Linked DNA regions of Homo sapiens: region 1 is linked to region 2. Evidence: chromatin loops called from intact Hi-C (ENCODE). Cell type or tissue: dorsolateral prefrontal cortex. All regions are shown on one strand. Links, peaks and the distances in the headings refer to the core of each region. The heading gives the core; the rest is flanking DNA. Region 1 has its middle 15 kb from the start of LINC01727. Region 2 overlaps LINC01727 (long intergenic non-protein coding RNA 1727).

The links. Peaks named below come from ENCODE experiments on the same cell type or tissue, not always from the same donor. Only the 100,000 strongest peaks of a DNase experiment are listed, where the experiment ranks them.
Region 1: it touches region 2 in a loop (1.8-fold over the local background); 3 of 110 quality-filtered maps call a loop at or near these places.

What each region holds. Positions count from the first base shown.
Region 1 is chr20:21,547,400-21,562,986 of GRCh38, forward strand. No RefSeq gene overlaps it. Among named protein-coding and RNA genes, the nearest start is that of LINC01727, 15 kb to the right of the region's middle. In dorsolateral prefrontal cortex, for the core only: no CTCF peak of the experiment used is centred there; a DNase peak (open chromatin) is centred at 7,771; H3K4me3 peaks cover 1,072 bases; H3K27ac peaks cover 1,477 bases; H3K27me3 peaks cover 601 bases.
Region 2 is chr20:21,599,922-21,615,508 of GRCh38, forward strand. LINC01727 (long intergenic non-protein coding RNA 1727) reads left to right here. Exons shown (of 4, transcript NR_109880.1): 2 at 12,627-12,762; 3 at 15,462-15,587. LINC01726 (long intergenic non-protein coding RNA 1726) reads right to left here. Exons shown (of 5, transcript NR_109878.1): 4 at 12,431-12,756; 5 at 10,866-11,350. Among named protein-coding and RNA genes, the nearest start is that of LINC01727, 38 kb to the left of the region's middle. In dorsolateral prefrontal cortex, for the core only: CTCF peaks have their summits at 8,533 and 8,827; DNase peaks (open chromatin) are centred at 8,210, 8,600 and 9,490; H3K4me3 peaks cover 1,052 bases; H3K27ac peaks cover 4,330 bases; H3K27me3 peaks cover 4,481 bases.

The DNA of each region.
Region 1 (15,587 bases), core at 3,961-11,960, 54 kb before region 2:
GAATGATGGTTGCCAGGGGCTGGGGAGGGAGAATGGGGAGCTGTTGTTCAGGGGGCACAAAGTTTCAGCTTTGCAAGATGAAAGACCTCTGGAGATCTGCACAATAATGTAGATATACTTAACCCTACAAACCGTACACTTAAAAATGGTTAAAATGGTAAATTTTTATGTTTTTTTTAAGCACAGTTAAAAATTTAAAAATGAAAAAAAACTTGATCAAGGGCAAAAAAAAAAAAAAAAAAAAAAAAGTAGTGCATTCATTCAGAGGTCTTATCCCAGAGTACGGTTCCCAGCCATGGTCTACTTCTGTGCCTTTAGTTCTGGAAGCCTTGCTTCCCAGTGAGAACAGAATCAGGAGACCCTTTGAAAGAAGAAAGTAAGACCGGGAGCAGTGGCTCACGCCTGTAATCTAAGCACTTTGGGAGGCCGAGGTGGGTGGATCATAAGGTCAAGAGATCCAGACCATCCTGGCCAACATGGAGAAACCCTGTCTCTACTAAAAATACAAAAATTAGCTGGGTGTGGTGGCACACACCTACAGTCCCAGCTACTATGGAGGCTGAGGCAGGAGAATCGCTTGAACCCGGGAGGTGGAGGGTGCAGTGAGCCGAGATCACGCCACTGCACTCCAGCCTGGCGACAGAGTGAGACTCCGTCTCAAAAAAAAAAAAAAAAAAAAAAAAAGGAGGAAAGTAAAGGAAAGTAAATAATATCTGGAGAAGATAGGGTTCCTGTCTTAGAAAAGCCCAAATGCAGCCTGTTGGTTGGAGCAGTTGAGTTAGTAAGCCACTCCACAGTGACCAGAAGACCTGCTTTATGCCATTTGTTTTAACTACGTTGCCGCGTAGGCACCCACTCAGCTGAGGGCCTTAAATGCCACCTGCAATAAAATAAAAACCTTACAGTTGCCAACCATTTCATCTGGTTTTGCCCTGAGAATCTGCAAATCCTCTTCCATTGGTCAGAAGTTTCACAGCTGAAGAGATAGGTAATATTCTTGATGAAGTCAGTTCAAGATCAAGACAATGGAAATTTCTTGCAACGACTTTCATCTTCTGTGTCTATTGGTCGCATAACTTAAGCGTGTTGGTATCTCTGTTAGTGGTGAAGTCGGCTGCAAACCACAAAACACCTGACTGCTACGGAAGATATTAACAGGGACTTTTTTCCTTCTGCATAACAGGAAGTCTTGAGTAGGTAGTCGAGGTTGGGTAGAGGACACTTCTGTTTCAATTCTACATCCCTAGGGCTTTGGAATATGAATGATTCATGTTGCCTTGTGGTGGCTAAATGGCTACCGTCCCCTGTCCCTGGAGGCCTCACAATTCTTTTCCAGGTAGGGAGAAGGGGGAGAAGGGTGGAGCACACTAAATGGCAAACAAATGTACCAGCTGAGTCTGTGTGTTCATCTGGAATGCAAAGCTTTTCTGGAAGCCTCTCCCAGCAGACATCTCGCTGGCCCAAACCAGAACCCTACCCTATGACCACTGCTAGCTGCAAAGTGGCTGGGGGACAAGAGGGTATTTTTGGAGTGGGCTTGCTCAGGCAGGTAACAAGGCTACTGAAGTTAGTCATTAAAACCTTCTTTTTTTTTTTTTTAGACAGATTCTCACTTTGTCACCCAGGCTGGAGTGCAGTGGTGTGATCTCTGCTCACTGCAACCTCTACCTGCTGGGTTCAAGCAATTGTCCTGCCTCAGCCTCCCGAGTAGCTGGGATTACAGGCGCCTGCCACCATGCCCGGCTAGTTTTTTTATTTTTAGTAGAGACGGGGTTTCACCATGTCTGCCAGGCTGGTCTTGAACTCCTGACCTCAAGTGATCTACCCTCCTTGGCCTCCCAAAGTGCTGGGATTACAAGTGTGAGCTACCACGCCCCGCCCATCAAAACCTTCTTAAAGGGGCACACATCCATATAATGCCCCCCAACTCCACACACCACTGTCTCTCCAGCAGTCACAAGCTGGAAATGGAGCTCCACCCTTGTGGCAGGGAATGCTTGTGCATAGGCCTCTGAACAGCCAGCCTATGCCTACCATCCACGTCCCAGGTCCTACTTCTAATAACTTCCTTTACAATGATAAATCCCTTAAAGATGGGAAAATTCTCATATCTCAATCTATTTGCAGGTATACCATACCTTGAATTTTGTTTGTGCTTAATATATATTTGCTGATTTTCTGAAGTGATTGAATTCTTTTCCTCTAAAGACAATTCCAGACTGTTCCAGGGGTGAACCTTGGGAATGGAGAATGGGAGCACTTCTTAGCTGGATCTTAGGAACATTGGAGTTTTCTACCAGATAACACTGAATGACATTATCTTTCTGTAAGTTCTCTGTTATGGCTGGTGCTTTAAGCTCATGCCTCTCCCTCCAGCCTCCATCTCTTGCTGGGTCTCTGTTGGCAGGTGTGTACCCAGGTACATCCAGTAGCTGAGTTGGTGACAGAAAGAACTGAAAAAACACAATCTCCAGCCTCCACATGATGAAAATCACAGGGTTGTTTAAATAGAGGGGGCTATTAATATAGATTTGTCCTTTTCTCCCTCCTTCTGCTTAATCATTGTCAGGAGGGCGGTAGAAAATAGTCTGCACACCAACAAGGCTCTGGAATAACTAATTGAATACTATAAACTTCCACCCAGGATTACAAGGAGGGACAGTTGCCTCTCCAGGGTGCTCATTTTGTTTCCGGATCCTGGCACAGGTTGGTCCCAGGCTCCTCTGCCGGGGCGACTATGTCCAGGGCCTTTGGGAACCACGGGCTGATTTGTATGTTCTCATTGTAACAGTTTCTGAAGCCTCAATTTCTGAGGTCTTCCATGGCACACTATAATTTCAGGATTGACAATGATGCTGACAAGAGTGAAAAGAAAACATATTTAGGGAAACAGGAATTTCTCTCAACCTTTATTTTGACATTCAGCAGTAGATGATGGATGTTTTAAATTACTCTTGATAAGAAGCTATCAGTAGGAGTTATTTTGTTTCACAGATACCTGGCAGGTCAAAAACACACTCAAATTGAACAAATATTCTCAAATTAAGTACGGGGAATAGTAAGGCCGAGTAGCTCATGCTGCAGAGAGGAAGCACATCTAAAGCTACAGTGAGTGCTCAAGGGAGCAACTCCTACATCATTTCCACAAGAAGCAAAGAAGAGACAATGGCTGGGAGTCAGAATGGAAATTAGGTGCTTGCTAGTTTAATCTGGAGAGCTGGAACTGACTTAAGGAAGAGGTGGAGAAAACCTACCACCCGGGCTGTCGGGAAGCTGGGGAGCTTGGACTGAAAGAACACGTTGTTTCAAGGACTCTTCATTTTCAAATGTCTTTCACAATTTACTTAATCTCTCCGAGGCCTTAGTTTCCTCATCTATAAAATGGGCTGGTAATATCCTCATTGTTGCTGTGAGGGCCAAGGAAGTGATGCATATGAAACTGCTTTGAAAACTGTGATGTACTCAGCTACGTGGGAGACTGAGGCTGGAGGATTGCTTGAGTCCAGGAGTTTGAGGCCAACCCAGGCAACACTGAGAGACCCTGTCTCAAAAAACAACACAAGAAAACAAAACTGTGATGCATCATGCAGCTGCTTTTCTTTGGATAAATAATATTTGCTAAGTAAAGATAGTAGATGTTCCTCCTTTGCAAACCATTTTCAACTTCTAACACAGCTATTAGAAGTTGTAAGTTACATATATAAAATTTATATTATTTGTAAATAATATTCATTGTGCAAACATTTACTGAGCACCTCTGTGTGCCATGCACTGTGCTTGGTGGCAGAGATATAAATCCATTGATAATTTTCTCACTGTAAATTCCTACAAGTTCTTTCTTTCTTTTTCTTTTCTTTCTTTCTTTTTTTTTTTTTTTTCTGTGACAGGGTCTTATTCTGTCACCCAGGCTGGAGTGCAGTGGCACAATCATAGCTCACCGAAGCCTCAACCTCCTGGGCTCAAGTGATTCTCTTCTCTCAGCACCCGCAAGTAGCTGGACTACAGTAGGGGCATGCAACCATGCCAAGCTAATTTTTGCATTTTTTGTAGATGTGGTTGTGCCATGTTGCCCAGGCTTGTCTCAAACTCCTGGGCTCAAGCCATTTACCCGCCTTGGCCTCCTAAAGTGCTGGGATTATAGGCAGGATCCACCACGCCGAGCCCCTATAAGTTATTTCTTTAAAATTATTGGGTTTACATGGAATACTATGCAGCCATAAAAAAATGAATTCATGTCCTTTGCAGGGACATGGATGAAGCTGGAAACCATCATCCTCAGCAAACTAACACAGGAACAGAAAACCAAACACCACGTGTTCTCACTCATAAGTGAGAGTTGAACAATGAGAACACATGGACACAGGGAGGGGAACATCACACACCGGGGCCTGTCAGGGGGTGAGGGCAAGGGGAGGGAGAGCATTAGGACAAATATGTAATGCATGCAGGGCTTAAAACCTAGATGATGGGTTGATGGGTGCAGCAAACCACCATGGCACATGTATACCTATGTAACAAACCTGCATGTTCAGCACATGTATCCCAGAACTTAGAGTAAAATAAAATAAAATAATTTAAAAGATAAAGTTATTGGGTTAAAGTAAGTGCAAATTTTAAAGATTTTTTATGTGTATTAACCAAATTGATTTCCAGGAAGAGCTTACTCTTTCATAGTTTATGAGAAGTGTTGGTTTTTCTGCCCTTTTGACAACACAGGGCATCATTTGAAATTTTTGTGCTGTCCTGGTTTATTATTTTAATTTTCATTTATTTTGTTGTTAATGCAACTGGATTTTTAAAAAATGTGCTTAATGTATTTTACTATTATAATCATATTAAATTAGTGTTTTGTATAAAGCGCCCACAGCAAAACCAAGCAAAAAAGAATATTGTCCTGTCTCTTTCTTCTACTTGCTGGATCATGATTCTCATGAGTGGATGAGAAGGAAGCTGTGGGCTTTGGCAGGTCTAGAGAGAAGCTTGAAGTGACATCTAGGAAGGAGGGTCTCCCTTGGAGTCTTGGAGGGGCCATCGAGGGCTGAGAGAGACCGTGGTGGGGCAGACAGCACTATCCAGCCTCATCCACAGAGGTGGCATTTTCCAGGCTCTGGCTCCTATAAAGGTGTGGGTGACTTCTGAAGCTGGATCTATGGGCCACCCCACAGGAACAAATGGTCATGGTTGGAAATTCAGATGCCTTGGGAAGTACCAGTGAAAACACTGTCTAGTGGCTGTCTGCTACTCCTGGTTGCTTGAAAAATTTTTTTTGTGTGTTTGGTAGAATACATATAAAATTTCCCATCTTAACCATTACTAAGGGTACAGTCCAGTGTCACTAAGCACATCCATATTGTGCAACCATCGCCACCGTCCATCTCCAGAACCTTTCATCCTCCAGAATGGAAACTCTGTATGCATTAAACAATCACTCCCCATTCCCTGGTCCATGCAGCCCCTGGCAAACTCCATGATATGAATGGAGGCTCTGTCTCTATGAATGTGGCCACTCTAGGTACCTCATATAAGTGGGATCCTACAGGATTTGTCCTTTTGTCATGGGCTTATTTCACTAATGTGTTCAAGGTTCATGCGTGTTGTAGCATGTGTCAGAATTTCCTTCCTTTTTAAGGCTGAATCATATTCTGTTTACTCTTGCAGCCCCCTTTGGGGCCTTATGAGGCTTCTATGTTCATGGAGGTGCCAGCATTATGCTGGGGACCCAGCCTAAGATGAACCCACCTGGGAAAACCTCATGGAACTGAGCTGCAGAGCCTTCCTCACGGTCCTCCCCCTCCATCCCTCTCAGGTCCCCAAAGGAGACCAGGAGGCCTCTCCTGATTCATCTGAGGAGGGTTTGGTGGGCTGGGAAGTGTCCTTCCACTTACTTGGAGCTTTTCGGCAGCCAAATCTCTATCTTTCTCCGTATAATAGGTTCTCTCCCTGTTTTTGCAGGGAGTTGGTGGTGGGATTTGTGACAGTATGGAAATAGTAAAGACAGGCCCAAAGGGTAACCATACAGGAAAATATCTATTACCAGGTGAAAATTCCCCTTTTAAAAAAATGTGGGCTGGGCACAGTGGCTCACACCTGTAATCCCAGCACTTTGAGAGACTGAGGTGGAAGGATTGCTTGAGCTCAGGAGTTCAAGACTAGCCTGGGCAACATAGTGAGACCTCATCTCTATAAAAAAAAATACAAGAAATTGGCTGGGCATGGCGGCATGCACCTGTCCCACCTACTCAGGAGGCTGAGGTGGGAGGATTGCTTGAGCCCAGGAGCTGTGATTGTACCACTGCATTCTAGCCTGGGTAATCCTGTCTCCAAAAAAAAAAAATGTGTAGAGTTTGAACAGTTCACTTTTTTTTTTTTTTTTTTGAAATGGAGTCTCACTCTGTCACTCGGGCTGGAGTGCAGTGGTGCAATCTTGGCTCACTGCAACCTCTGTCTCCTGGGGTCAAGCAATTCTCCAGCCTCAGCCTCCCGAGTAGCTGAGATTACCGGCACCCACCACCACACCCAGCTAATTTTTGTATTTTTAGTAGAGACAGGGTTTCACCACGTTGGTCAGGCTGATCTAGAACTCCTGACCTCAGGAGATCCACCTGAGGGATTATAGGCTTGAGCCACCAAGCCCGTCCGCACACATTTTTTTAAAGAAAGAAATTTATGCACACCTTTTTGGAAAAGCAGGCAACTGAGATGGAATGGTCATTCTAGTCCTGTAGAGGATTTAAAAATATGAGAGCACTTTTGCCTTCTCCTACTCTCATGAAGCTGAAATCGTTTATTTATATAACTCCCACCTTTGGCGTGAACTTCAAATTAGACATAGTGTTATCAATTAATGTAAGAGAAACCCATCCAGAGAGGGGAGTGAGGCAGCTATAAAACCAGGTGGAATTGAATGCTTATAAAAGAGGTTCGACAATGTGATCTTCATGTCCTGGACTCCTGGGAGATTTTCCTTGAACTGGTTCACGTAGTCAAAAGCCTTACATTCTTTTCTGAAGGACAGTTGAGATCATTTTAATCATAATGGAGACTATATGCCGTGAAAGTCTTTAAAAGAATGAGAGGGAGAGTTTGCACGGTGAAGGATATAGAGCAGGCTGGCTTTGAGCTTACATTAGCATGCACCACCTCTTGTCTGGAAGCACCGCGTACCCTCACTAAGACTCATGATAACTACGAAAAGTGAAGCGAGGCTGGAAGAGAGGCCACGGATGTTAAGCATGTTAACATTTCCATTACATCTAAAAGCAGAAAATGGAACAAATAAAGCAGGTTGGGTTTTCTTCCCCCAGTATAATATATGCCAGAATGTCACAAGAACTCATTGTCTGCAGTGAATACAAAAATATGGGCAATTCAGGCTGAACAATGGAAACGTTGGTGATTCCATAAAAGCATCCCATTCGCATTAAGTTCATCTGGCTTTGTTTTATCCCTATTTTTTCCCCCAATAAAGCTGTGTCTTGAATAATATGATCTTTAAAGTTTAAGCTGCATATAGAAGTGCTTCTTCTTTTCCTCTCCACTTTCTCTGGTTCTGAAATGCAAGAAATGCAGAATAAAAGACAATTGAACCATCGTATTTGTTTTTTCTGCCCCTTCTCTCCAGTTAAATGCTGTTGTGATTTTGATGTAAACATCCTAGTAATTTTCACAGGAAGTGGGTGCAGGGATCCTAGCAGTGTGTCTGTTCAATGGTACTGTTAGGCGTCTTTTTGTTCAAAGGAGGACTTGTTCCAACGCCCTGGCACTGATCCAGTGCAGGCAGCCCGGGGACTTGGTGGGCCACCAGGGCAGGTGGTCCAGGAGCTGGACTGTGCACTTAGAGGGGAGGCTGGGTGGTCTTTTCTTTCTACTCGGGATCTCCTGCTCTTAGAAGACCGGCCTTTTGGGATTGAGTCTTTGAGGACTCAGAAGTGATTTTGACCTTGAGCTGACATTTTCAGAGTGAACGAGCTTGCTGAAAGGATGGCAATGTGCAATGTTTGGCTCTCCCCATGATTACAGAGTTGAGTTTAAGAGACAGAGGGAGTAAAAGAAGATGACATTTGAGTTTTTGTGAGTCTTCATCTTATTCCTTTCTGCCTCTCGTTGGAACTGACTGCCAATTCAGAACAAAACAAATTGTGAAAACTCCCCTCCTGTGTCACTCACCCCTGGCCCTCGGGGCCCAGAGTTGGAACAAATTAGGATGGCTTTTGACATTAGGCACAGGACATAAAGCCACAAAAAGTTTGTCTATCCACAAAGAAGCAGAACCTTTGGGTAGACCCATACACCCATACATATATCTACACAAAACACTGTGTTTTCAACCCAACAAGAAAATCATATTTCTCAGTTCTGTTTGACTTCCTCAGCCTTGTTTTCTTATCCCTGTTTCCTTCCTTCCTCCCTCCCTCCCTCCCTCCCTCCCTTCCTTCCTTCCTTCCTTCCTTCCTTCCTTCCTTCCTGCCTTCCTTCTCTTTGCTGATCCTTCTGAGTCTTGAGCCAGGATACAGGGCAACACTCAAGACTGTCCTCATGCCCTTTCCTTTCCCCTGTGATGACGACTCCCAGACGTGTTTCTCAGGCCTGCAGCTTGAGTGCACATGATGAGCTGAAGGCTGGAAAAGTTGAGAGGCCAAATCAGTTCAGAAAATTTATTAATTTAAATTTTTTAATTTAAAAAAGGATTTCATATTTTACCCAAACAGAAATGATCGATACCCATGTACCCGCCAGCTTAATCTGACTGATGTTAATATTTCCCCTGTCTTATCTTCGGATCTCTCTCTCTCTCTCTCTCTCACACACACACACACAGACACACACACTCACACACAAAGTTTTTACTATTTTACTGCTTGTGCTCCTAAACTTTAGCTTGTGTTAGAATCCCCTGGAGAATGTGTGAAAAGGAAGGTTCTGAGTTCCAAGTCCAGGAAATTGGATTCAACAGGATGGTGGTGGTAGGGAGGTGACCCACATCTACTCTTTCTCCTGGTGGATTGTAAACCTTCAACGAGTGTTATCTTTTAGTAGTAATTGTAACAGTGGCTGCAGCAATATATATTTCTGTTTTGTAAATCCTTTGTATCTTGTAGTAATTTTAGACTTACAGAGGGGTTGCAAAAACAGTACAGAGAGTTCTGTTTATTCCTCACCCAGCTCACCCCACTGTTATTGTTTTATGCAATCATAGTGCAATGGTCAAAACCAGGAACTTACCATGGATGCAATACTAGTGACTGAACTCCAGGTTTTATCTGGATTCCCTCAGCTCTTCTGCTATGTCCTTTTCCTGTTCTCAGGTGGAAGCCAGGACCCCACATTGCATTCACAGTCATGTCTCTGTAGTGTCCTCCCATCTGTGATGGTTCCTCCGTCTTTCTTAGCCTTTCATGACCTTGGCAATCTTGAAGAGTACTGGTCAGTTATTTTGTAGAAGGTCCCTCAATCTGGGTCTGTTGCACATTTGCTTTGTAACAAGCACCCGAGTGCCCCTGACACAGGCTGTCCTCAGACCACGTTTTGGAAGCACTGCTTTATACCTGGTTTTGGATCAAGCTTTTTCCAGGTTGATCCCCATATGGTTCATAAACATCGAAATTCCAAAATATAATCCGTCCCCAGATTTGGGAGCTCCTCACCTTTGGAGATAACCAAAAGCATGTGTTCTAAGCCTTGACATGTTTTGAACAATTCCAGTGAACTGTACCATGTACCATGGCTTTCTAAAGTGACTACTTTGCAGAGAGAGACACTCCTTGGAGGCGTGACGGAATGATAGCTTTTTAAGGGATGGCAGAGGGACTGGAGAGCTTACTTAATTCTATCTCTCTTCATTTTACACAGAAGAAAACTGAGGCCCGTTATAGGGGCATGATTTGCTCAAGGTCTCAGAACTGGTTGTTGGAAGAACCAGAAATAGAAACCAGGTTTACTCATTTTCAGCCTCGTGTTCTCCACCCCTCATCCACCCCGATTGTTGTTTATAAGCAGTCGCTGTATCACACCCAGCAGCAGTGATGAGCTCATACCCTTCCCTGGGCTGGCCCAAGGACACAAGCGGGCACAGGGCTGAGGTGGGGCTCCTCATGGAGGTGGGCGGGGGGCATGCTTTGCAGCCTCTGTCATCCCCCAGTGGCGCCGCTGCTCTTGGCCACACCTGCCATACTCAGCTCCGACCTTGCAGAGCTTGCTGCATGGCCCCACATTTTTAAACAGAGCTTTCTCCCAAGTTGCAGGAGCTTTTGTTACCCAGCACAGCGGTGGGGGCTGCTCATGGTGTGCAGAGTGACTCCAACAACGAGGAAAGTGACCGGGTAAGTGTGGTAGCCTCCTGACCTGCGAATGAAGAACCCGGAGGATGTGGAGGCTGGTTCTACAAAGTGCCTCAGGGTGACTGCTGTTCAGATGAACCAAATCATCAATGCGCCCTTATCTACTCTTCTTCGTCACTTTTGCTTCCTGCCACCCCCTCACAGGGGAGCTGCCTGTCCTGAGCACAGGAACCGCATCGGAGGGAACCCAAGCTAAGCCAGGAGGTGAGTGCCCGTTGCCTAACCGCCAACTGTGGCTGTGCAGGAAGGTGGGCCCAGAGGTGCTAGGTATTTTTTTTAGGGTGGGGTGCGGTGGTCAAGTTTACTGAGGTATGATTTATCGGTAGGACAATTCACTCTTTTTAGTGTGCAGTTCTGTGAGTTTTCAGCAAATAAATACAATAGTTGTGTAGCCACCACCAAAATCAAGATATAGAGCAGTTCTGGCACTCCCCACAAAATTCCTTCATGCTCATTTTAAGCAACACCCTCCCCACCCCAGCCCCTGGTGGCCATTGACCTGAAGTTTAGCCTTTTCCAGTAAGTCATGGAAATGGAATCAGACAGTGGACAGTCTTTAGAGTCTAGCTTCTTTTCCACTGCATGAGGCATTTGAGATTCACTCATGTTGGTCATACCAGTCATGTGTTCTTTTTATTACTGAGTGGTTTTCCAGGACATGAATGGACCAGTGCTTCTCTTCATTCACCTGTTGAAGAAGATTTGCGTTATTTTGGGGTAATTATGAATAAACCTGCTATAGACATTTAGGTGTGTATTTTTGTGTGAAGATAATTTTTCATTTCTCTAGGGTAGGGGAGGACATACAGTAAGTGCATGTTTAACTTTATAAGAAGCTACCAGGCTGCTTATGGATGCAGGTTCCAGTTGTTCTGTGCCTTCTTCAGCACTTGGTATTGTCAGCTTTACTGATTAAGTCATTCCAAGTGGTATCTCATCGTGATTTTAATTTGCATTTCTCTGATGACTAATGATGTTGAGCATCTTTGTTTGGGCATATTAGCTTCTTGTATATCTTTCTTTGGTAAAGTGCCTTTTTGAAGTTTTTGGACATTAAAAAAAATGGGTGCTTGTTTTGATTTTTAATTTTTTTCAAGAGATTCTGGAAATTGAGATTTTTACACGAAATCCTCTGATTTTTAAAAATAAAAACCAGACGAGTCGCGATGGCTCACACCTGTAATCCCAGAGCTTTGGGAGGCCAAGGAGGGCAGATCGCTTGAGGCCAGGGGTTTGAGCCAAGACTGACCAACATGGTGAAACCCCATTTCTACTGAAAATACAAAAATTAGCAGGGTGTGGTGGCACATGCCTGTAATCCCAGCTACTCAGGAGGCTGAGGCAGGAGAATCGCTTGAACCTGGGAGGCGGAGGTTGCAGTGAGCTGAGATCGCACCACTGCACTCCAGCCAGGGCGACAGAATAAGACTCTGTCTCAAAAAAAAAAAATTAAAAAAAAAGAAAAATTAAAATGAGAACCAACTTAAGAGATTTAGAGAGAGCAGGTGGCTTCTCCAAGATAATGAAGCATTGGGTTTTCAATCCCAATTCTTCTGAATCTAAACCCAGTGTGCCTGCTGCTACCCCAGGGATGTTCACATAAACAAATCCAGAGCAAAATACTGAGCAGAAAACCCCCACTTGTGGCCACATTCTGTGAGTTCTGCTTTATGGTCATACCGGTATCCCAGAGATGCCTGAATCTGAAACTTGCTCGCTGAGGGGCTGAGACAATTTTACTCTCATTAGGATTTACCCAGTAACGAGTCGGGTAAAGGTCTCACTCAGAAACAGACTAGGGTCAAATTCGTAGAGACAGAAGGTAGAACGGTGGTTGCCAAGGGCTGAGGGAGGGAGAAACGGGGAGTTGTTTCACTCATAGAGTTTCAGTTTTGCAAAATGAAAGGAGTTGTGGAGATGGATGGTGGTGATGACTGCACAACAATGTGTGTTAATGCCCTGGGCTGCATGGTTAAGAATGGTTCAGATGATCACTTTTATGTTATATGTATTTTATCCCAATTTAAAAAAAATAAAAAATAACGACAAAAAGAAATAGACTACAAAGAAACAATGCTGTTTTTCATCATTCTCACACCAATTAATCCCCAGAGCTGTCTTCTGATTAAAGACCACCACTGTGTCTTCATTTCAGGGACAGATGAACCCCATCTTGAGACAGCACCTCTGGATTTTATGCCATCCTCATGAGTGACCAAGGTTTCTTTAGAGCTTTTATGCTCATGAGTTACATTCTGCATTTGGAGTCGAGGGTACACACAGTGCTGCGCTATAAAGACATTAAATGCGAGTCTGCTATCTTTTGAATGTCAGAGAATCCCACATAAACATGGTTAAAGAAATAGACGAACCCTTTAGGAAAGGGGTCTCAACAAAGCACTCTGCTCTCCTATTCAGTGGGGAGGTGGGTCCAACGGTGGCGACAATGATTTTCATGGATGTGGTTCAAGGCTGTTCTGAGCAGATGCGTCAGATTCACGAGGGACTGCAGCCCCTGGTGGGGCTGGGTTCAAGCATTCCGAGGGCCCCGCCTGAAATCCACGCTCTCATTATCAAGGAAACCACGTGCATCCCTGGTCCTTCTTAAGAATCTGCGTTCAAGGTCGTTATGGATGCTCTGTGATTGTGAAGGCTCTTTCAGGCCCACCCTTCCCATGTGACGGGATGGTTTCACTGGGTCTCATGTGCTCAAGGTGAGCTGGGTTTGTATAACCGGCAGTGACTGTTATTCACCGGGAAATGTTCAAAGCCTTAGGGCCAAAACCTGTTTATCTATAACAAAGGGAAAGTCCCCAAGTCATCTGGGTAGATCATCTTAAAAGAGAGGACTCTTCTATTTTATAGTTTTCCAAATAGTGAGGGATAAACGGTCAAACAGGTAAACTCTCTGTCCCTCAGCAAAACAACACACAAACAAGTGATAAAGCCCCCCTTGCCAGCATAGGGGGACTCTTTCAGTGTTTGCGGGTGGGTTTAATCTCCCTGGGCTGTTATAGACCTTCCTTCCATTGCACTCCTAGAGGCTTCAATGTTATAGGATGGCACTTCTTCATATTTAATCACTTCTGTACAGCTTCCTACATTTTTGCTATATTCACAAATCATTTACATTTACTTTGTAATTTTCATTAAATCAATTTTAAACCAATTTAAAAAATTTACTTAGCCGTAGCCAGTGGCTTTCAAAGTTGAACATGTATCAGAATCACCTGGAGGTCTTGTTCAATGACGTATGGCTGGATCTCCCCCTCAGGGTGCAGTAGGTCTGGGGAGGGGCTGAGAATTTGCATTTTATCAATTTTTCAGGTGATTCTGATGTTGCTAATTAGAAGGCTACAGTTCGACAAATACTTTTCTAAGCAATAGCATCCCAGGAATCATGGATTTGATATGGCTTTTTAAAAAGAGGTGTGTTGGCTGGGGGTGGTGGCTCATGTTTGTAATTCCAGCCTTTGGGAGGCCGAGGTAAAAGAATCACCTGAGGTCAGGAGTTCAAGACCAGTCTGGCCAACATGACAAAACCCCGTCTCTACTAAAAATACAAAAATTAGATAGGCATGGTTGTGGGAGCCTGTAATCCCAGCTACTCAGGAGGCTGAGGCAGGAGAATCGCTTGAACCTGGGAGGCGGAGCTTGCAGTGAGCTGAATTGCGCCACTGCACTCCAGCCTGGGAGACAGAGTGAGACCCTGTCTCAAAAAAAAAAAAAAGGGTGTGTTTTTTAGATTGCAATTAGAAACACGGAGACATTGAGAAGTGGGCAATAATAAAGCCACTTTTCATGAAGTAGTGAGATCCCCTCCCTACAGTGGGTGTCCTTGTGAAGGAGACCAGGGTGGCGCTCCCTGCTGGCTCTCACCCGCCCCCTGGCGTGGGTGTGCCTACTGATAGAGCCAAGGGCTGATATCCTATCTGGCTCTGTCGAAGGCACAACTTGGGGCAATTCCTTACCCCTCTTTGTCCCCCAGTCTTCCCATATAAGCAGGGAGGTGATGACACTGACTGACATCTAAGGGTTCTGTTGCTCCATCCTGGGGCCTTTTTGAAGATGGTTGCCTGATGGAGGCAGCCTCCAGAAGAGAGGCTGGAATCCCCCTCTGTGGGGTGGCGGGTGCACTGTGATGTTTCATGTATCAGCACTTTCTGAACTGCACTTGACAAAAACCCACCTCAAACTGGCTTGAGCAAGAAAGGAAACTTATTAGCTCATGCCACTGAAAAATGTATGTCTGGATTCAGGTTTGGCTGGATCCAGGGAATAAAAGGGTGCCATCTACTTCGTCTCACAGTCTCTTTTGCTTTCACCTGCCTGCTCCATCCTCAGGCAGGTTCCTCTCAGGCAAAGGTAAAACAGTCACCAGCAGCTCCAGGCCTATGTCTTGCCAACTTAGCACCTTTTCTCAAGGGTTTCAGCAAAAGTCTCAGCACTGACTCTCACTGGACTATATTATGCACCCATCACTGAACCCATTACTCACTGGAGCAGACACAGATTCTGTGGATTGGCCAGACTTGAGTCTGGTTTCTGCTCCTGAAGTGGTGAGGTATCACCTACACCTAAGAGTTGAGGAGGCATGGCTCTCCAAAGCATGTTGTCAGGAGCTATTACTAGAGAACAAAAGTATGCTGGGAAGGAAAAAACCCACAGTGGTCCTCCCAGATTCATCTGCATCAGTGGTGATCAAAGTGTGTTCCCTGAATCTAAGGGGAAGCATCAACATCACACGGGAGCTTTTAGAAATGCGATTCATGGCTGGGTGTGGTGGCTCACGCCTGTAATCCCAACAGTTTGGGAGGCCAAGGTAGGAAGATAGCTTGAGGCCAGAAGTTTGAGACCAGCCTGGGCAACATAACAAGACCCCATCTCTACAAAAATTTTTAAAATTAGCTGGTGTGGTGGCCTGCATCTGTGGTCCCAGCTACTTGGGAGGCTGAGGCAGGAGGATTTTTTGAGCCCAGGTGTTCGAGGCTGGAGTGAGCCATGATTGTGCCATTACACTCTAGCCTGGGAGACAGAGTGAGACATTATCTCTAAGAAAAAAAAAAAAGGAACAAGAAAAAGAAATGCAATTATCAGGCCCAGCTGTGCAGTCACTGATGTAAACCAGAGGCTCTCGACCGTGATTTCAATTTGAATCACCTGGGGTATATTACACCATCTAGACTCTACTCCCAACCAATTTTACCACGGCAGGGAGGGGACGGGGATCCAGTCACTGGTGTTTTAAAA
Region 2 (15,587 bases), core at 5,124-13,123:
TCCTAGCTCAATCCCAAACTTTAATGTGAGTGATAACAAACAGCTCATCTCTTCGGACCACTATTATTTTGTGTCTCTGACTAGAAGTCCAATGTCAACCTAACTGATACAGATGGGTACTAGCTGAAATTATCAGAATGGTGGTCACTCTAAGAGTTCTACTGAATGTTAAGTAATACTAAGTACATGAGATTTAATATTTCCAAATATTTAAGATCACCTATTAGGCTATGCATCACTCTTCACTTTTGTTATCTCATCTAATCATGAAACAGACTTAGAGAGTTATTAACAAGGAGCTATTCTTAGCTCCCATTTTATATAAAAGGCAACTGAGAACCAAAGACATGTGGAGAATTGACTCAAAATCACAAAGCTAAGTGACAGAGTTGGCTCTAATTCCATCGCTCCAAGTCAGAAGTTGTAGCTGTTTTGTGGAAGATGGCATAAAATAGCATTTAAGGAGGAAGGATTGGGGGCCACAGAGAACTTAGGTTAAGTCTGTCACATGATAGTGCTTTGATCAGAGGCAAGTAACAAAAGTTCTTTGTCTCTTCATTGGTAAAGGGAAGGCTAACACTATCTGCCTTACAGGGATGCCATGAGAATTAAATGGAATAATGCCTCTGAGGAAGATTGTGTTTTCTAAAAATGGCCACAACAATATTTTCAATCCCCATGGTTGCCTTACAATGTGATTTTGATACTCTTCTCATCAAGAGATGAGCTCTGTGTTCCACTATCTTAAATCTGAACTCACGTGTATGGTGGAAATGGCACTATGTGACATCTACGGCTAGGTCATAAAAGGTGATGCAGTTCTTACCTGGTCCTCTTGTCCTGTTTGTTTTTGAAACCAGCCACCATATTGTGAGGAAGCCCAAGCAGCTCATGGAGAGGCCCACATAGAAAGAAACTGAGAGGCCAGGCACGGTGGCTTATGCCTGTAATCCCAGCACTTTGGGAGGCTGAGGCGGGCGGATCATACGGTCAGGAGTTCGAGACCAGCCTGGCCAACATGGCAAAACCCTGTCTCTACTAAAAATACAAAAATGTGGTGAGCACCTGTAATCCTAGCTACTCAGGAGGCTGAGGCAGGAGAATCATTTGAACTCAGGAGGCGGAGGTTGCAGTGAGCTGAGATTGTGCCATTGCACTCCAGCCTGGTTGACAAGAGCAAGACTCTGTCTCAAAAAAAAAAAAAAAAAAAAAAAGAAAGAAAGAAAGAAACTGAGAATCCTGGCCTCCCACCCTGCTTGAGCGCTCAAGCAGCACCAACTTACCAGCCACATATCTGAAGAATCCTGGAAATGAACTCCTAGACTCCATTTGAGCTTCCCCAGTTGACACCAGATGAAGCAAAGATGATGTTCCCCACTGGTCCAGGCTGACATGCCAGATTCATAAACTAAATAAATGATGTTTTTAAAAAGCCACCAAATTTTTGAGTGGTTTATCTATGCAACAGTAGATATATGGGAACAGATGTGCAGCACAGCATCTGCTGTTTAGTAGTACTTGATGAAAGCTCACAGTGATTATTATTACTAATATTATTCTTATTGTTTAAACTGCATTATTTCCTCCTGACCACTGATGAAGATATTTGGAAACTGGACCAAAAAAGTCAGGAGACAGAAATCTTTTTGGAGATTTCTCTACAGAGCCTTAATGAAAAATGTAGGATTCTGACTCATGACTACAGTTTAGTGCCCATGGAATTATAAAAACAGAAAGAGTTCCATGTCCCTGTCTTATCAATTCCTCATCTTTAGATTAGCAAACATCCAAACTACTCAAACGTGGTATTTTCTCCTGCTATCAGAGCTTTTAGAGGGGAGGGGCTGCAACTTATTCTTCTAGGGGCAGGGAAGCCCGTAAAAATCTCCCATGACTCCATGGGGAAGCTGAAGGAAGTTTGAACTGAATTGTTGGTCCAGTGAAGTACCCTGGACCAATGCAGGGGAACCATGAACACCACCGAGATGATGATGAAGGTGGCATGGACTGCATCATGGGGATTCTGAGGACAGAGATAATCAGACTTCAGGGTTCTATTCACCGTTTCTCCTGTGAATGACGCAACCTCTGGCTGGGGTTCCTTTCACAATAAACATCAATAAGCTCGTAGACAGCTATTTTGTCTTTCTTTTTCTGGGCTGGTTATGCAAACTCAACTTTCTTCATTGCTCTTTGCCAAATCTCCTCTACTGTTTTTTCCACACACACTTGAAAGTGAGAAGACTAAATCTAGACACAATTAGAGTTCAACCAAGCCTGCTTAAAACAAAAGGGCTGATCCCTGACCCCCACATTTCATACATGTGCAAGTGCTCCTAAGGGCACCATTCTCACATGCTACCTTTATAACTTTTATTGAGCTTAGGGTTCACTATAACTCCCAGATTTTCTCTATCTCCTGATATCTGTGCTCTTTTTTCTTCCTCCCAATTGTTACTGCTTGGCATAATGTAGCCAATCCCAATTAATACACTTGGCTGACAGGGCCCTCCATGATTCTTACCGCTTTTCTGGCTTAATCTTACCATTCTCCCGCTTGTTCATTATATTCTTGATATATTGGCCTTCATTCAGTTTTTTAGTCCAGCTAGCTCTTTTTCTTTTTATTGTTCAATGTGCCTGGCATTCAGTAATCTGTAGCAAATGCAGTCAGTGCCCCATTCATATCCCCTCAGCATTCACTATCAAGGGCTTCCTCCTAAGCATATATGACGTCTCCACCTGAGGCTTCCTGGGGCTTGGGAAGAAAGCTCTACTGTGGGTAGGGAGGGCTGGAGGTGGGGATTGGGTGGAGTGGGGTGGGGGGAGAAGGAAAGCGTTGATCCACTGGAAGCAGCTCTCAACCATGGTGGATGGGAATTTGTGAATCAACAATCCACCTTCATGTTCTACACCGTCTCCCCAAATTCCCAAGCTGGAAGGGCTGCGCCTCCATTGCTCATAGCACTAACTTGCTCATTGGCGCTCTTCCCTGCCTTATTTCCTCACTCCCCTACCCATGTTTATTGAAGTAATCTCTCAAATAACTACATACACTCCAATCCTTTTCTCAGATCGAAGACATAGGGGTTTATTGTATGTTTGTGGTTATTATTAACAGCAGAATGGCTATGGTAAAACAAAATGTCTCAACCAGGCACCTCACAAGGTGCAACCAGCTTCAGTTCATAGAGGGTGTTTTGCAGTTGAAATACCTGGTTATACTCCAATAGGATTCACATTCATTCATTCAGCCATTCAGCAAATATTGATTGAGTGCTTACTCTTAGCCAGAGGTAGGGATTTCAGCATCAGAAGTGGCTGCAAGTGGTTGCAAATCTGAGTTAGAATTACTGTTGGGAAAACAGAAAGGTAGCCCTAATTCCAGGGAAATAGAAAGGCAGCCCCAATCCCTTCCCACTCCACTCTCTGACTCCATTTCCCTTTCCCTCCCCTCAGCATTCTGGCTGCTCCTTAAACAGAACTCAGTCAGCTCCCCTCTGAAGTATTCCACCTTCTTCATGAGATCTTTAGACCTCAACCCCCTTTCTTTAACAGCTGCTCCTCCAACCCCTTAGCCTGAACTGGTTCCTCAGGGTGAATCAGCCTATCTCCTCTATCCCCTCTTCTAAGCATTTAGTTTCACCTCCCTCTGCTTTGGCATCACCTATTACCTAGATATGTCCTAGACTATGGCACGGCACATGCCTACTTGGAACTGTGTCTCCCTTTCTAATTTGTAATAGACATACATGGCGGCTGTTGTTGCCATAACCATATCCCACTGCCCTTACCACTTCAGGGGCACACTGGCCCGATTTCCAGCTGGCTGCACCTGCATTTATTGATCTGAGCTTGACTTCCCACCTGTGCAGCGATCACCCACAGGGATGGCAGGCTTGATAATGGGCCCTTTCAAGGCTGCTTCCTTTCCCTATCCCACCTCCCTATTCCTCTACCGATGTTTTATTCACCTTCCAAATAAACCACCTGTGGCTGAATCCTTAATTTAGGATCTGCTTCTGGGTTAGCCCAAACAAAGATTTAGTTTTAAATTTATAGTTAATTTTAAGCAAAATATATGGATTTCTATTTTTTGTTCCGTCAAGTACAGACACTATATCTTAATTCTTTTTTATTTTATTTTACTTTAAGTCCTGGGATACATGTGCAGAACATGCAGGTTTGTTACATAGGTATACATGTGGCATGGTGGTTTGCTGCACCTATAAACCCATCATCTGGGTTTTAAGCCCTACATGGATTAGGTATTTGTCCTAATGCTCTCCCTTCCCTTGCCCCTCACTCCCCGACAGGCCCCAGTGTGTGTTGTTCCCCTCCCTGTGTCCATGTGTTCTCATTGTTCAACTCCCACTTATGAGTGAGAACATGCGGTATTTGGTTTTTTGTTCTAGTGTTAGTTTGCTGAGGATGACGGCTTCCAGCTTCATCCATGTCACTGCAAAGGACATGATCTCATTCTTTTTATGGCTGCATAGTATTCCATGGTGTATATGTACCACATTTTCTTTATCCAGTCTATCACTGATTGTCATTTGGGTTGTTCCATGTCTTTGCTATTGTAAATAGCGCTGCAATAAACATACGTGTGCATGTGTCTTTAGTAGAATGGTTTATATTTCTTTGGGTATATACCCAGTAATGCGATTGCTGGGTCAGATGGTATTTCTGGTTCTAGATCCTTGAGGAATCGCCACAATGTCTTCCACAATGGTTGAACTATTCAGAACTTGTTATCGGTCTATTCAGGGATTTGACTTCTACCTGGTTTAGTCTTGGGAGGGTGTATGTTTCCAGGAATTTATCCATTTCTTTTAGATGTTCTAGTTTATTTGCGTAGAGGTGTTTATAGTATTCTCTGATGGTAGTTTGTATTTCTGATTCTTTTCAGTCTAAGATCAGATATTTCCCCTCCTTTCTCTTCCACCTTTTCTCTACTTTTCTATATGTATTTTTAGTTCTGTCTTCATTTTTACAGTGTTTACGTTGCTAACATTTACTTTCTGTAATAACATTTGAATAATCTTGAGATTTTTTTCCCTATAAGTTGTTTCTAAAAGTTGAAAACCAATAAACTAAGTATACATTATTATGCCTTTATATCTATCTAGAATTGCAGGGCCAAGTGGTTTTGCCTTTCCTTCTTCATGAGTTCCATGCCAAGAATCCTACATCACTCAAAGGAGGATGTTTCTAGCACCAAGGGCAAATAGAGTCCCCCTTTTACCCACCATTGATTTCTCACAATCATGTCACAGTGTAGTCTGTTTTGCAGTGCGAGCTTGATTCTCTTGTGCAGTTTTATTTCCCTAGTACTCCTCCTCTTATCCCAGGTTTTGCTTTCTGCAGTTTCAGTTACCTGCAGTCAACTGTTTTTAGATTTTGAGAAAGAAAGAGAACACACTTACCTAATTTTTATTACAATATATAGTTATACTTTTTCTATTTTATTATTAGTTTTTGTTGTTAATCTCTTACTGTCCCTAATTTATAAGTTAAGCTTTATTGTAGGTCTGTATAGAAGAAACAGTATACATAAGGTTTAGTACCATCTGTGGATTCAGGTATCCACTGGGGTTCTTGGAACATATTCATTGAGAATTAGGGAAAACTACTATATATTTTTTTCTTGTAGAGATATGTCACCACATCACAGCTATTTTTAAACTTCTTACTGATTCTATCAGTTGGTTTCATCCCAGTCTTTCATGAATATATTCTTTGTGGAGCCTACTTATTTTCTGTTCTGATTTGAAGTTTTGCTTTATAGACCTACTTTACAACTCTCACCCTTGCATTTCTTTTAGTTGCACTTTAGGGCTCATTCTACTGTTTTTTTGTATATGACTCTTTCAGTCTATTAATTTTTATTCTTCTTTTGTTGTGGCACAGCCTTAAGTAATTTCTGTGAAAAAGATATTGGGAAATTTACCTTCTGAGTCCTTGAATTATTAAAAATATGCTTATTTTATCTCAGATTTAATAATAGTTTGGTTGGGTATAAAATTCTCACATACATTAATTTGAGTATAAAATTATTGTAAATTAATTTTCTGATAGAAACTTCAATACTTTTCTGCATTGGCTAATAACACCCAGTATTGTTGATGTTAGTATGATCCTCAATCCTTTGTATATGATCTAAGTTTTCTGTCTTTAAGCATTTTATATTTTCGTTATATCCTTGGGATTCTGATATTTCATAAGTATGTACACAGTTCTGAATCCTTTTTCACTCATTTTGCTGGCATGCTGTGGGCCATTTAAAGATGAAGATTCAGATTAAATTCTCTGGCAGCCTTTCTTCTGTCATTGCATGTCTTTGATAATCCCCTCTCCACTACCCCCGTGCCCCGGCATTTCATCTGAAACTGCTAATGCTCAGATCATTTTCCTGAATTGACTCTCTATGCATTGTATCTTCTCTATTATGATTTTGGCCATTGTGTATTTACTCTGGATTCCAGAAAATTACCTTGACATTATTTCTCAACATTTCCATCTGATTTTCAAAACCAGAAAACATATTTTTAATTTCCAAGAGCTCTTTCTTATTTTTTGTTCATTTTTTTAGAGCATTTCATTCTTGTTTTGTAGATGTGATATAATCTCAAATCCTTCTGAGGTCATTAATTAGAGTTTTTTTTTTCTTAATTTCTTCTTTGGTTGCCTGAATTGTGTTTGTTTCCTCTGGCGTTGTTTAGTTTTGTTTGTTTGGTGCTTCTGCTTTGTGTAGTAGTTAGTATTCTCCATATTCTTGGTGATCTGTTTCGGTGTTCATTTTTAAGAAGGAAGACATGGATCCATTTTTCTAGGTAACTTGGTGTGCACTTTTGCTGCTGTAAGCTGTGTGGCTTGGGTGAGGCGCCTGCATGAGGGCAGGGCTAACTGACTGATAGGCTTCACATTAGAGAGAAGAGGCAGGCAAGGAGGTTTTGGGCCTGGGGACCCCCAAATGCCAGAATGAGGAGGGCATGGCCATGGGTGCTTTTACACACTCTAGGAGTCCTGGATCCTAACTCCTAGAAAGCGTGTTCAATTTAGAAAAGAAAGCTTTGTCGTCGCTGTTGTCTTTCTCTTCCCCAGGAGCCAGAGGTACAAGCTGGGTGGGCAGCCTGCCCTCTTTGTGCTCAGAGTTGGAGGAAAAGTAGGGCAGGGTGTAAGAAATGAATGGTGCAGTGGGTTGGGAGTACGTTTTTAATTCCTCTCCTCTTTTGCAGTCCTTTTTCCTCAATTGCTCAGCCCTGGTCTGCTGGCTGAGGAGCCTGTGTCCTGCTGGCAGGGTGGCCCTTTCCCTGCTGTCCCCTCCTGTGCCTTCTGAGCCACCGTTTCCCTCACACAGCCTTGTTCATCAATACACTCCGGCCACGCAGGCCCTAGCATTGTTTTTTAGAAACCTCTCATCTTTTGCTTGTTGGTTTCCTTACTGTTATCCTTTGATCTTAAGAGATTTTTATTCCTTGATTCCTCCATGTTCAAGGTGTCTTAGGAGAAGAGGAAGACAAATAGTATGCCCTGTCTCTATCTACAATTTGTCCCTTTTTTAAGATTTCTACTTTGGGTTAATTTTCCTGGTATTAGAACAAGTCTTGCTTTTGGCCAAGCCCAGGTATGGGGAATAATTTGGTGTTCCTTTCAACAGATGTTTCAATATTTGTTCATTTGAGGAGAGGTGTCTGGGAGGGGTGCTGGACAGCAGCAGCTGGTGGTGGCTTGACAGGTTCTTGGCCATCCCAGGTGACTGTGCCTAGTCCCTAACTCACAGGCCCCAGCCCACAAAACAAAAGCCAGTTCTTAGCCAGCACCATCCGCTCTAGGTAGAAGTTCACTGACCACCTGTAGTTACCTAAGCTTGACTCCTGGGAACTCTGATTCCCTACCCCTAGAAGCTTATTATAAAAAATCTCCTTTGGCCACACTAGATGAGACATGCTCCGGTGAGTGCAGTTTTCTTCATGTGATTCTATTTCCAGTGGCGTTTGGGCATCTCTCATGGAGAGCTCTCCCATTCACGGGCACCTCTGTGCAGGTGGGTTTCCAGGAGAGCCCAGCTGGGAGCACAATTCGGGAGAGTTTCAGAGCCCTCCTTCTGTGCCCAGCAGAGCCACTCTAAGATCCACTGGCGCTGGGACTGCGCCCACTCTTGGCTGCCTTTCCAGGCCATTCAGCAGCCCATTGTTTGCCACAGCCACACTCGAGTCTCTCGGGCTGTGCCCATTTCCAGCAACTCTGAGCGGGGTCACCAATTAAAGGAGGAAACAAAACGTTTCCTGAGCCGGCGGCCTCCGGCTGGCTCTGCTTCCTGTTGCTGTGTGAGTGCGGGGTTCTCGCGTTGCCCACGGCTCCCACCGTTCTCCGTGTGTGTCCCTCTCCACGTCTTCATTATTCCTCATTAGCTTTGGTTTCCTCTCTCCCCCTCCCCTTTTTACACGTCTGTTATTTCCAACCCTTTAGCCACACAAAATGAGGGGTGCCCTTTTCCTGTCGCCTCGGGAGTCACTCCTCCCTCTGCCGTCACCTGCGGATGCCAGGCCATGGCACTCGGCCACTTCTCGGCCACAATGGGAGCTCTCAGAGCCGGGCGGCGCGGCCTGGGCCGGGTGCCAACATGCCACAGCGAGGCAGCTCGGCCTGCAGAGGGGCGTGAGCCTGGCAATCAGACCCTCGCAGAGCCGCCACCGACTTGCTGTGGGGTCTGGGGCAAGTCACTTGACCTCTGCTTAGCTCCTCGTCCCGGAGAGGAAGTGAAGATGGCTTTCCTGGGACGCTGGAGGAATTACCAATGAAGGCAGGATGCCTCCTGGCCCAGGCCTAGAGACCCACTGCCAGCCTCTTGGATGGGTGATTTTGTGCATGCTCTCAGACAAACACACATACACACACACACACACACAAATACACATGCACATGTGTAGACACACATGCAAGCATACATATATTCATGCATTCATATATGTACTCATAGACAAAAACATAAATACATATGCACAGAGACATACAGACATACATTTACACACAAACACACATGAACAACCAATGCAGACACACACAAACACATGCACACTCAGACACAAAAATATTTCCACACCCACACAAACACATTTATATACAGACTTACACACTTTTTGTACACTTATACACACAGTCACAGACTTATTCTTACCCAAAATATGCACATATACATACACACATTTACACACAGACATACACACTCACATACAAATGCATGTTCACCACATCAAGGATACATATAAGTGTGTGTATATGAGTGGGTTTCCCAATGAAACAAATATAAACCAAATAAAATTTCAACTTCTCTTTATGAAAACAAAACAAACAGCTTGAAATCTCTGGGATTTTGCCTGTTCTTTTCTTGTTATACAGCAGTCAAAAGTCCTTGGCCTGTGTGTGCTAGTCACTGTGCCAGGCACAGTGAGGCATATGACAAACAGCTGATGTGGCCTCAGGCCTTGAGAGACTTATGGGCTATTCGGGGAACACAAGCCAATGACTCAGGGCACTGACATGCTAACACACTCGGGTAGAGAGCTTATGGGAGGGTCCAGCTGTGGCACAAAAGATGGAATGTTGCATCCTGCCAGAGGAGAAGGATCAAGGAGGGCTGCATGGAGGCAGGGGCTCTTGATTTGGATGGCCCCGCCAGATCAGGGCAGACCACTCATTTAGCTGGGCTTGGTGTCAGAGCCACAGGCAATGACTCTGACTCCAGACATGCATGTGGAATGTGTGGGAAAGAGCAAAGGGTCCCATCAATTCATTCTTCTTTGAAGAGGTGGCTTCAAGTGCCTGCCATGACCACAGTGGGTTGGGGGATTCTCAGCTACATCTGGGCCACCGCAGGCATCAAAGCTGGAGAAGCAGAGCTGACTGCCCCTCGAGCACCTTCACACCTAGCCTTGCTCGACACTGTCAGTGAACTCTTTGCACGTTTTTCTTCTGTAGCTGTGTATCTGTGGTGATCGACTGTATTTTTCAAAGGCAGTTGCATCAGTATTTTTGTTCCACATGCTCTTCCAGAACCTTGCCTCATCTGCACCAAGAGGTAGTGTCTGTTTCCCTCCCCTTGCACTTTGTTGCAAGGGTATGGCTTTGTTGACTACCTTGGTGAATAGAATGTGTGACCTTGGGGCTATGTCATGGAAGGTGGTAGGGTTTCCTCATGGTTCTCTCTTTGGGTCAAGTGCCTTGGGAGCCTGGCACACATGGGAAGTCCAACTGCCCTGAAGCTGCTGGGCTGGAGAGACCATGTGGAGAGACCACATAAGGACAGAGAGAGATGCTGGGGTCAGGGAGGACCCCCTGCTTGTCCAGCCCCAGCTGTTAGCATCTCCCCAGGGCCGGCACCAGCCATGAGTGAGGGGCTTTCTGATGACTCCATTCCAGTCTTTGGGCTGCCCAGCTGATGCCTAGTAGAGCAGAGATGCACTCTTCCTACAGAGCCTTGTGCAAATGGCATCTTCAGGAACCAAACAAACTTGCTGTGGGCTTAAGCCACCAAGTTTTGTGGAGGTTTGGTACCCAGCAACAGACAACTGGAGCATCAGTTCAAGCAAATGTTTGGTCATGTTTGCCCTTAAGGGCTGAGACAAACCTTGCAAAATCTTGGTTACTCTTGGAGGTCTTATTCAAAAGGCAAAGTCTTCACATGTGGACTTTTAAAAAATTGCACTCCTCCTGGAACACTGGAGAGGAAAAGCCCAAAAGATCCAAGGTGCCTCTTTACAAGCAGGTGGCTTTATCTAAACACACGATCATACAAACCACCTGCTGTCCTGCCTTTTCATGAACTTGGCTTCTTTTCTACCAGGTGTAGGGAACACAACCATTCAGCATAAACAACACTTACATTGGGCTTAGAAAGTCTAATGAAATGAAAGTGACAATCCTGGCATATTTGGGATTAGTCTTTGAATCCGTATGGTTCATTCTGCAAGGCAGGCTGACCTCCCACACTAGCAAAGGGACAGACCCTTACAGCCAGGGATCTCTAGAATGGAGAGCCGCCTGTTCCATCTGCTTCATGATGCATGAAGTACCTTGAATGTGCCTGCTAGTCAAGTCATGGAAAGTTAAGAGACAGAGAGAGGACATCTTGACTTAAAAATAGATGTTTAAGTGCATTTTCAATCCACCATAGGTGAGCATTTTCATAAAATACAATAACAGGCTGGGTGTGGTGGCTTACTCCTGTAATCCCAGTGCTTTGGAGGCCAAGGAGGGAGGATCACTTGAGCCCAGGAGTTTGAGGCTGCAGTGAGCTGTGATGGCAACCCTGCACTTCAGCATGGGCTACAGAGTGACTCTGTCTCTAAAACAATAAAAATAAAAATACAATGCAATGACAATGAATTACTAAGAAAATGAAATAAAAATATACACTAAAATTCAAGCCTAAAATTATTATTAGATTTAACAGACCTAAAGTTACCCTGCTTAATTGGTATCAAAGTCTCTAAGTGGTTGCCCTCCAAATCTCCACCCATCTCACTGCAGATCAGCACAAATCTTCAGTGCACAAGCTCAGGTGCCCAGGACCACTCACTGACTAGCACAGGTCTAGAGAGCAAACAGAAGCTATTTTCAGGAAGGCAGAGTTGGAATGGGAAAGGTGCGAAGGAAAAAGCCGTAAAATATGTGGGACCCAGGTGTAAGAAGTAAGAGAAGTGGGCTGTCTTCAGCAGGGGAAGCGCCAAGACAGAGAATGTTAGGGTTCCATACAGACTGACTTTGTTCACTCTTTGTTTTTTAGCCTGAGGTTGATCTTAAGATCAGATTAAGAAAATGTGGCACATATACACCATGGAATACTATGCAGCCATAAAAAATGATGAGTTCATGTCCTTTGTAGGGACATGGATGAAGCTGGAAACCATCATTCTCAGCAAACTATCGCAAGGACAAAAAACCGGACACTGCATGTTCTCACTCATAGGTGGGAATTGAACAATGAGAACACATGGACACAGGAAGGGGAATATCACACACTGGGGCCTGTTGTGGGGTAGGGGGATGGGGGAGGGATAGCATTAGGAGATATACCTAATGTTAAATGACGAGTTAATGGGTGCAGCACACCAACATGGCACATGTATACATATGTAACTAACCTGCACATTGTGCACACATACCCTAAAACTTAAAGTATAATAAAAAAAAGAAAAAGAAAAAACACTGAACAGGAAAACACACACACACACACACACACACACACACACACACAAAGAGTCTCCACTGGAGAGAGGGTGGACAGGGCATGAGGATTTGTAACTTCTGGCATTCTGGCAGAGACTGGTATTAGGGCTCCTTTAACTGAAAGCAAATTCTATTTCCAGTCCTTCAGAGACACCAAGTAGGCTCCAAAGAGCCTGGCCAAGCACACAGTCCTCACCCCACAGTATTCTTCTTGGACGTTTGAACCTTGGAGTTGCAGGAATTCTGAGGATGCTTCAGCGTGTGTGTGTGTGTGTGTGTGTGTGTGTGTGTGTGTGTGTGGTGTATGCCAGCTCAGTATCTAGCAATCAACTTCCATGGTGGCATGACACTTGTAGCATGGTTGACAGATATGTCCTTTCCTTCTTGGATAGTGTCTGTTCTAACACGTGCCATTTGGGATCCCTTGGAATCTTCATGTACAGAACTGGTTGCTGCCTCGTTGAGTCGGTGGGGACAGAATAGCTCCTGGTTGACAGCATGGGTTGTGCAGAAGGACGGATCCTGCAGGTAAATCACAGCAGATCTCAGCCATGTTTGCAAGTATGTTACTTAAAAAATTCCAATTCTAATGCATTTAAGAGTTTTCATGATTCACGTCATTTTCACCCCTCTTTCATTCTGCTGTGCTTTCTTGCGTGGAAGGGAAAAGCATAGCCTTACAATTCACAGGCATCACCCACTCCTCTCTCACCATTATTGCATCTCATGGCCCTCAAATCTTACTGATGTTTTGTTACCACTTATAGCAATTTGAGGTTAATAAAGAGTTTCAAATCCCAACATTTTTGGGGGGAGCCTTTATAAAAATCTCATATGATATTTATGTCAGTTTAATAAAATATGATGATACCCAGCAATTTCACTTTCATCATTTAGACCAAAGGAATATTTGTACACATGCATGAGGCAGTATGTGAAAGGAAATACATTATGGCAATTTCTGGAAAAATACGAATTTAGAAATGCCCTAAATGGCCATCAAAACGGGGATGGACAGATAAACTCAGATTCATTCATACAATGGGATGCTCACAAGACATATCTGTAAGTGGGAACATGGAAGTGTCTCAAGATGCACTGTTGACCGAGGAAAGCGATTTCCAAATAATACACGCAGCACGATAGCATTGCTGAAGGAAACAGAACCTCATAAACTACAAAGCGTGACCACAGGTTTTCTAAGGGTACATACCTCATAGAAAATAATTTGTAGTGCAACATCCAAAACGATGACAATATCTCCTGTAGTAGGAGAGGAGGAAACCGAGAGCAGTGGTGCTCAAAGGGGATTTTTAGTCTTACTTGTAATTCTTGGAGTTTTTTTTTTAATGAGGAAACATTACTCATGTCTTATTTATGTAGTAATAAAATCATGTCAGAAATCTGGGTATACTGATGAGCATGACTATCACCCCGGCAACGTCTATCTGAGTAAAGGCCAAATAAAGACGAGAGAAAGAGACAAGAGCACTCACAGAGCAGTGCTCAAGGCCAGGGCCCATGACTCCAACTGCCAGAGCCTCTAGCTCCAGCTCCACCCCACAACCCACCCTGGCTGCGGCAGCCCTCAGAGGTTTCCTGGGCTTGCTGCCAGCTGTGGGGTTAGGAAGTTAAGAGAATGAACCCTGGAGCCAAGCCACCTGGCTTCCCATTTTTCCAATCTTTCCAAGCGATGCGATCCCTGGGGAAGTCAGGCACCCCTCAGTGCTTCAGCTCCCTTGAGTGTCAAGTGGGTACAAAAATATGGGGGTGTTATGGGAGTTAAATTAAATCATATGACCAAAATTTAGAATGGTACCTAGGACAGAGACATCTCCAAGTAAATATTATCTGCTACTATTAATCTTCAAAAGCTTTTTTTTCTTCCCTAGAAGTTTCTTTAGGGACTCAGATGTTTAATTTCCACTAAGACCAAGCCAGCTCCAAAGCCTCCTCCTTTATTTCAGATCCTTGATAAGTAGCAACATGGGAAGGTTTAAAAGAAAGTCAGGTCCAACATTTCCTTGTATGAATGGAGAAACTGAGGCCCAGAGACGCAAGTCTCATTGCTGATCCTCCCAGGAAGTTAGCAGAAGAGCTAGCCCAGACGTCCTCCCTCCTGACCCCTCTGGCCAGCTCTGTGACCATTGGCACTACACACTCCTCTGACAGAGGAAAGAGCGGGAGCTGAGCTGGGCGCCCTGGCTTATGCTTGGAATCCCAGCACTTCGAGAGGTTGAGGCAGGAGGATTGCTTGAGCCCGGGAGTTCAAGACCAGCCTGGGCAACATGGTGAAACTCCATCTCTACCAAAAATATAAAAAATTAGCTGGGTGTGGAGGTGTGCACCTGTAATCCCAAGCTACCTGAGAGGCTGAGGTGGGAAGATCACGTGGGACTATAGTGAGACATGACCACGCAACTGCACTCCAGTCTGGGCGATGGAGTGAGACCTTGTCTAAAAAAAAAAGGAAGCTGGAATTGGCTTGTGGAACAACAGAATTGTAATTTTTCTCAAAAGACTGACTTATTCCACTTTGGAAAATGGGCAAAATACTCCTGCAGCTCCGGCAACATTCTATGGGGTCCTCAGTTATGACCGTGACAATGGTACAGACAGGCTCGACCCTGCTGGTGCCACAGAGCAGGGACTGTGGGAGCCTGAAGATGAGCTTTCATGGCTCCAGGACAGGACAGAGAGGAGGCACCTCTGCAGGAGGCTCGGAGATTGAGATGTGCTCATTGCAGGCAGGCAGCTGTCCTTCCCATGGATGAGAGCAGCCCCTCTCTTCTGCAATATTGACCAGCAAAGAAAACAAAAACCATCTTCATACTTTTTCAGTAGAAAATGAAGCAGTTTATTTAATATTATTTGGATAACAAGCCTCCACATGAACAGGATTCGAATGTCAGTTGTCTTAGGGGAAAAAAGATTTATTGGTTGGTAAATATTGAGAAAGAAAAGCTGATAAAGAACAGTTTCAGCTGCGGCTTCTGCCCGGAGCAGGAGAACAGGCCTGTGTTGTATTTTGGGGCCCTGGGAAGGCAAAAAATTGTGAATGTCTTTCTTTGTTGGTGGGTGTAAAAGTGGAGCCCGCTACAAATAATTTCTTATTTCTTGTCGCATAGATTTTAAATTATGTAGCTTCCCTACCTTGTTAAGTATTAAAGCGGTCTTGTTTAAGGAAGAGACACTTAAATAATGAAGCTTATGTATCTTGTTTTCAGACATCAATATCTGGCTTTGAGTGGCACAAAGAAATAAAGGAATGTGGATTCAGACCTCACTGGGATGCTTGGCAATTCTAATTCTACCCCAGACTGCAAATGGACACACAACTGTTGTGACTTTTG